Linked DNA regions of Homo sapiens: region 2 is linked to region 1. The links are chromatin contacts, found by Hi-C or POLR2A ChIA-PET in ENCODE. All regions are on one chromosome and are shown on one strand. The core of a region is the stretch at or near the end of the contact, and the rest is flanking DNA. Distances in the headings are between cores, read along the strand shown.

The links. A loop is a pair of places that touch in the nucleus more often than their neighbours do. ChIA-PET counts read pairs that join two places held with the same protein, here RNA polymerase II (POLR2A). Pooled maps may share reads with other maps.
Region 2: a loop to region 1 is called in a map of PC-3, with 9 times the contacts of the local background. The contact joins two enhancer-like sites. A Hi-C loop is called at or near these places in 3 of 168 maps with a recorded cell type or tissue (MCF 10A, PC-3 and PC-9) and 8 of 50 pooled maps. POLR2A ChIA-PET finds 5 or more read pairs at or near these places in 1 of 52 experiments (A549).

What each region holds. Positions count from the first base shown.
Region 1 is chr10:33,008,211-33,012,010 of GRCh38, forward strand. The region is part of intron 2 of ITGB1-DT (ITGB1 divergent transcript); the gene reads left to right. Among named protein-coding and RNA genes, the nearest start is that of ITGB1-DT, 28 kb to the left of the region's middle. Within about 2 kb of position 2,066, at least 10 of the 41 ENCODE cell types and tissues checked have a DNase peak (open chromatin) inside an H3K27ac peak, as active enhancers do; they include PC-3 and PC-9, where a contact is called at or near this core.
Region 2 is chr10:33,262,401-33,266,200 of GRCh38, forward strand. It overlaps NRP1 (neuropilin 1), which reads right to left. Exons shown (of 17, transcript NM_003873.7): 4 at 1,246-1,473. Among named protein-coding and RNA genes, the nearest start is that of NRP1, 70 kb to the right of the region's middle. RefSeq lists an enhancer at 1,326-2,525. Within about 2 kb of position 1,956, at least 10 of the 41 ENCODE cell types and tissues checked have a DNase peak (open chromatin) inside an H3K27ac peak, as active enhancers do; they include PC-3 and PC-9, where a contact is called at or near this core.

The DNA of each region.
Region 1 (3,800 bases), core at 816-3,315:
TAAAATAATAAAATAAAATAAGCCAGATGTGGGGTTGTGCGCCTGCAGTCCCAGCTACTGGGGAGTCTGAGCTGAGAGGATCGCTTGAGCCTGGGAGGTTGAGGCTGCAGTGAGCCATGAGCCATGGTCGTGCCACTGTACTCCAGCCTGGGCAACAGAATGAGAATCTGTCTCAAAAAATAATTTTAGAAAAGGGTGGCAAAGGCTGTATGGCCTTTGGGAACAGTCTCATTGCTATTCACCTTGATCATGTCTTCCACCTGCACAATTCCCACTGCCTTTCCCACCGGCACTCCCCTTAACCCTGACTGCAAAAAATTAATGAATGAATTAATTAAAAATTAATACATTATAATCAATATAGTCTCACTTTATAACACTATCATTACCACCTTCATTATCTGTTCCTGCCACTATTTTTCACCTGGACAAAACACAAAGACGTCAATCAAGCAACAAAAAACTCCAAAAAAACCACACAAAAAGCAAAAGTACCCGTACCCCAACTCAGTAGTCTGAAAACCCTTCCGGCATTTTTCAGTGGACTACAGAGCGATATTGGGCATACCAATTGGTGTTTCCTTTTCTAAGTTCAGAAGACAAATAGAAATGTATGAGCCACAGTGCTTAGTTTTTCCATATTGTGGCTCTCATTTTTCCAGCGGGATGCAGAGAAAGTAGTTCTTGTCTGTCACCTAGTGGACAAAAATGGATTTGCGCCTTGCCACTATGCTCTGGTAGCTAAACTTCAGAAACCGCATTGATTCAAATAAAGATTGTTGGATTCTATGAGATGATTCTACTTTCCGAGCTTCAGAGCTCCACAGGTTGAAAAAAAACAAGATGATATAATGCTGAAGACTTGTTGCAAAACAGAACAGGAGTTGATGCAAAATCAAGATGGGAAGAAAACCACACTTACAGAACCACGTAATAAATAGCTGTGCTTGGTGAGGGAATATTATTGTCATTCATATGAGTCAATTGCAATCAGAATACTATGTGGAGCAATGGCTTTAAATGGCCCCATCCTCCAATAAAGCAAAGCAAACAAGAACGTATTGCTGACTTTCAAATGAGCAGAAGTTCTTGTAATCCCCCTGCTAAAAAATTTAAATGAACTTTAACCCAACTCTTTCCCTTGTATCTAGTAAGTCATCTAGTCTTACCAGTTTTTTTCTTACTGCTACTAAGAGTGAGCAATAGATGCTTTTCCATATCAGTTTCCATCTTAGCTCTGACCAGACTACACACTGTCATTAGATTCATCTTCCTTAAACTTGTCACTATTTTTTGAAAATACCCTAGAACTCAATTTCCCTTTCTTTCCAAATACCTCCTCCATCTGATTTCACTGTTACTTTAATCCAGTGTCATCCTACCCTTACATTTTCATTTCCCTGGCCCATTGAAGAAGTGTTGCTCATTGCAGCCTTTGAGTCTTCAGATGGGGTCCTGTCCTTCCCTCCCTTTGCCAGATGAAGCCTTTTCATCCTGTAGGATCCAGCCCAGCTGTTGCCCCTCCATGTCACTCTCCCTTGTCTGAGTAATCCTATGAGGGTTATAGGTTATATTCTATAACTGTGTGCTTGTGCAAATACTTGTCAAATGGTTTACTATTGATACACAGGCTTCAGTCTCATCTTATCCAAAATCTATTGGGAAATATTCCAGGCCAGATACCATTTCTTATCCCTTTTCAAGCCCTCATCGGGGTCTACATGTTTGGGAGCACTGTGAGCTCAGTAAGATACTTGTCGATTGGTTTTCTTTATCAGCTCATAATTCTGCAAGGAAGATGGAGCTGGTATTGTAATTCCTGATTTACAAACGAGGACGCTGAAGCCCAGAGCATTTTCAAGACTTGTTCTTGGGAATGGCAGTGCCAGGACAGGAGCTCTGGGTATTTCCTCCTTGTCTAGTCCCCTTCCTGGTGCACCCCACGGTCATCATACTGATAGAGTGATGCACTAAGCCTGTATTTATTTTCAGATCGATTTCTAGATAACGAGCACAAGCTCATATTGTGAGGAGCAGCTAGACAACAGATGATAATCAGGGTGTGTGCTTATGCAGCCTGGGTGGCAATTTCAGTTCTTTCTGGGTGGCGATGCCACACTTTCAGCCCACACCCATTTGTCCTTTTTGAAAACCACAAACGAGTGCTTGGGCATGTATGACATTCTCCGGCACAGCCCTCTGCACTCATCCAAATACCTGAACTGGCTTGTTTACTCCTTTAAACCACAGTGGCTCCAACTGCTTCCTGCCCTCCTAGCCTGCTGGAAGGTCTCCTGTGGTTTTGGAGCTCACAGGCACATGAGGAATAATTAAAAACCACTGCCATGCGAAAGGGTGTTTTAACGAGTTGTCAGTGAATGACCGGAGTCGGGAAGAATTTCTAGGTAGTTCCTCCTCTGGCCACAGGATGGATTCATTTTCCATCTGGAATTGCACCATGAAGCCTCCTTGGATGCTTTTGTTCTTCCATGCCTGGCTTGGGCCCTGAGGCTTGGGTGTGCTGGGCAGGAGCACAGGGTAGTAAAATGAAAATATCATGTCTACACTCAGGGAGTTCAGAGGGATGGCCTTGATGAAATCAGTCCATTAAATACCTAGAAAATAGATGTTAACAAGATTGTTATGCAATGCTACTGATTTAGAATGATCGTGTGTATTAATCAAACAAAAGCAGTAGAGAGAGGCATAAATTGATTGTTTAAGGAAAATCTAAATGCATAGTTGTAACAAGTGACTTTTATTTTTTCTTTCTGCTTTGAGACAGGGTCTTGCTCTGTCGCCCAGGCTAGAGTACAGTGTCTCTATCACAGTTCACTGTAGCCTTTATCTCCTTGGCTCAGGTGATCCTCCTGCCTCAGCCTCCTGAGTAGCTGGGACTACAGGTGTGCACCACCACACCTGGTTGATTTTGTACTTTTTGTAGAGGTGGGAGTCTCACTTTGTTGTCCAGGCTTGTCTCAAACTCTTGGGCTCAAGCTAGCCTCCTGACTCGACCTCCCAAAGTGCTGGGATTATAAGCCAGCCAGAAATGACTTTTATAATTGCACCTAGAAGTGTCATGAAATGCAATATTAGTACTTCTATTTTATGATAATACTATTGACATATAAAGAAGATTGATTTTAAAATTTACAAGAAAAAAAAAACCCCATTAAAAAGTGGGCAAAGGACATGAACAGACACTCCTCAAAAGAAGACATACATACGGCAAAAACATATGAGAAAAAGCTCAACATCACTGATCATTAGAGAAACGCAAATTGAAACCACAATAAGATACCATCTCATGCCAGTCAGAGTGGCTATTATTACAAAGCAAAAAACTAACAAACAAACAAACAACAGATGCTGGCAAGATTGGAAAGAAAAAGGAATGCTTTTACATTATTGGTGGGAATGTAAATTATTTCAACCATTGTGGAAGACAGTGTGGTGATTCCTCAAAGACCTAGAGGCAGAAATACCATTTGACCCAGCAATCCCATTACTGGGTATATACCCAAAGGAATATAAATCATTCTATTATAAAGATACATGCACGCGTGTGTTCACTGAAGCCATTCTGTTATAAAGATACATGCACGCGTATGTTCACTGCAGCACTATTCACAATAGCAAAGATATGAAATCAATCTAAATGCCCATCAGTGATAGACTGGATAAAGAAAATGTGGCACATAGCCCCATGGAATATATGCAGCCATGAAAAGGAACAAGATCATGTCCTTTGCAGGGACATGGATAGAGTTGGGAGCTGCTATCCTCAGCAAACTAATGCA
Region 2 (3,800 bases), core at 706-3,205, 250 kb after region 1:
CTTTAATAAGGTCTAACCTCGGCCAGGCATGGAGGCTCATGCCTGTAATCTCAGCACTTTGGGAGGCTGAGGCAGGAGGATCTCTTGAGGTCAGGAGTTCGAGACCAGCCTGGCCAACATGGTGAAAACCCGTCTCTACCAAAAATGCAAAAATTAGCTGAGTGTGGTGGTGTGCACCTGTAATCCCAGCTACTCGGGAGGCTGAGGCAGAAGAATTGCTTGAACCTGGGAGGCGGAGGTTGCAGTGAGCCGAGATTGCTCCACTGAACTCCAGCCTGGGTGACAAGAGCAAAACTCTGTCTCAAAAAAAAAAAAAAAAAAAGTCTAACCTCACCACCCTATTTAAAATTTCAACCTATACCTCCCCACTCCCAACTTCTCATCCCTTGACTCTGCTGTACTTTTTCTTGCTTTCATTTGGGGAGATTTGTTTATAGCACTTCTCACCTTCTAACATTTCATGCACATAATTCATTTATTTGTAACGTGCATTGTTTATTGTTTCCTTCTACCTGGCAGAAGAGAAACTCCAAAGGGCAGCATCTTTCATTGTTTTGCTTACCCTGTGGCTAGGATGGTGCCTGGTACATGACAGATGCTCAGGAAATATTTTTTAGGTATATGAATGCATAGGTCAATGACTATAAATGATGTATTGAGGTGACTCAAATTCCCTAAGATGAAAAATCTGTAGAGAATGTACAGGGAACCTGTCTAAATTAGGAATGCCCAAACATTCTCGTTCCTTTTCCAAATTTTTGTTTTGTAGCATAACGGATGCATAGTTTAGCCTTAAAATTTTATTAAGTACTCAACCTCTCAGGTCCTTGGTCTCTGCATTTATAAAATGAGTGGTTTGATGTAATGGAATTACTAAGAGCCCATCCTCTTACAATCTGTGAATTAATGATGAGTAGCCAGGTCAGTGGATGAGCAAAATAGTTTAGAGAGAAAAACTATGTGTTTGTCTCAATTATATCACAAAAATAGCTAAAAGAACCTTTTGTAATCTTTCATGGCCTCAGCTTCTTATCTATAAAATGAAGGAATTGGACTAGATAATTACTAAGGTCTTCTTGAGCTCAAATATTTCATCACTGCTCTGAATATAGAGAGTTTTGCTTTGTTTTCCAGTGTCCTTTTGAGGTTTTTTTTAATGATTCATGTATCATGAGACTTGTAAAAGAATACTGGTGCCCTTCCTCCAGAACCTTCCCTTTTTGGGGTGCTTCCTGTCATTCTTACCATCAGGGAATCCATCCCAGATTTCTAGCCGGTCGTAGCGACAGAACATCCCCCCTGGAGGATTTGAGTCAGGCTCCAGGTCAAAGCTTTCAAATTCCAGGATAATCTCTGACATCTTTGGCACAAAGACAATATAAGTGCATTCAAGGCTGTTGGGATATTTTTCAGGGAATCCGGGGGACTTTATCACTCCACTAGGTGTTGTGTAGTTCTGGGAACATTCAGGACCTATGAGTAGAAGAGAAAAAGGAGTAAAGTGAAAATCCCACTTAAACAACTTCCCCAAGAAATAACCTGGGTAAAGACAGAACATCTTTCTAATAAAAGCCCGCCAGTATAACCACTGTTCTAATCATGTATTAGTCAGCCTTTTCATATTAGTAAAATGGGTATGGAAAGTCAAGTTCAGATTTATTGTGTTAACCTTAGCTTTCCATTTGTATGGAGCAATTTAAAGACTTCTGCTGTTGCAGGGAAAAATATGACAAATATAAAATCATGTGGGAACAATGAATGAGTAAGCTGCAGAAATCTCAACAGAGCCCTAGAGAAATAATTATGGCCCCTTCAAGCTTAAACCTTTAAATCTTGAGGCTGACAGCCCTTTATTGGTGAAATAGAACATTTATAAAGGCGAGGGAGAGAATTCAGTGGAGGCAGTTTGGGTTTCAGATTCCTACACCAGTGACTCAGTAACTCTGCCAGATGTGACCTATGCCTCTTTGACAAACGAAATGTGAAAGGTAATTCGTACATGTACCAAGGGTGAGTGACTCATTCTGAGTGGTGTTGACACAGGTGGGCCGGTAAAGTGTGGCTGTTAGTGAGGGCACGATAAACTGTGATTACAGGCCATGATGCCGGAAGTCACCTGATATCAATGCTGACATCCTAACCTTCCCCGAAGTATCAGACACAGTATAGTACGCCATTCTAAAATTGCATGTTAATAGATGTGTGTGTGTGTGTAATGCATATATTTATAATGTGTAATTTTAATGACTGTTCAGTACCACCAGGACTTTACAAATTATGGTGATTTGTCATTGAAATTGGTCAAGAGCATCCATGCATATAGTGCAGGTTGACCTTATGCCTGTATGAATGACTCCAATTTCAATTCATGGTAACCAGCATAGGGTGGTATTCACTACACAATTCAAAAACTGCCCTTCTTGGCCGGGTGTGCACAATGGCTCATGCCTGTAATGCCAGCACTTTGGGAGGCTGAGGTGGGCGGATCACCTGAGGTCAGGAGTTCGAGACCAGCCTGGCCAACATAGGGAAACCCCAGTCTCTACTAAAAATAGAAAAATTAGCTGGGCGTGGTCGTGGGCACCTGTAATCCCAGCTACCCAAGAGGCTGAGACAGGAGAATTGCTTGAACCCGGGAGGCAGAGGTTGCAGTGAGCCGAGATCACACCACTGCACTCCAGCCTGGGTGACAGAGCCAGCCAGACTCCGCCTCAAAAAACAAACAAACAAACAAACAAACAACAACCAAAAAAACCCAAAACTGCCTTCTCTACCAACATGAGCACATCAGCTCAGTCCCTGAATACCACCTGCTGCTATGATCTTCAAATAGCTACACTTAAGACACTTGTGAATCAGAGAAGTCTTTATCCTTTTGAATTTCAGGATCAAATCTGGGGGTGTTCAGTTCAACAACTCTTTTCCTGCATCATTTTCTCACAGTGGCTTGAAGGCAGACGTGATGGGGCCCCGGCAATGACATGCAAGGATTCAATTCTAAATAAGGTGCTTTGTTGAGATTGTTCTTAACTAAACATTCTCCCAAAGTGCCAGGCAACTAGAGGCGACTTATTAGACATCAATAGAGATTAAAGTTAACTAACTAGCAGGTCTCTAGTTTTAGTGATTCAGGTCAGGAGGCTGAATACCAACAGAGTGCATCTGGCAGCCTGTTGAGAAAACAAATCAATCCTTTCCTCCTCATGCACATATCGGCTATCCATGGATCCATGGCATTGCAGATGCAGAAGAATTCTTAGATGGGCCCAGTAAACCTGGTCTGCAGAGGTCTGACTTATTTGAAATACCTCTCAAACCTTCTTGGACGTGGCTCACCCTTCACCATGAGAGCTGCAAATGCTTATCTATTTGATTCTGGTTCAAAAGTTGGTAACGTGGCAATTCGCCAGGTCAGTTCCAGGTAGAGATTATGACATGTGCTGTATGGTTTATAATCTTAGTTTCTAAATTACTCTGGTGGCTTCTGAGATGACAGCGACTATGCTAATTTGAGTCATTTATCCACAAAGAAAAAATATATATATACATACATGATATTGGGGACCCTTTAGGATTTTATATCCACAGTGTAGAAACAGTTACCCTGGAGACCTCCAAACTCTTCCCTGGGGAAAAAACCGCTTTGGCTACATTCTTGTAAGCCATGGTTTATTAGTATCTGCATGAAACAGCAAGGTTTCATGCAGATACTAATATTTTCTCCTTCTTAAAAAGATAAAATGTTTCAGTTCAGATTAAGATTTATTGAGAAAAAAATGACAGGAATTAAGGTCATACTT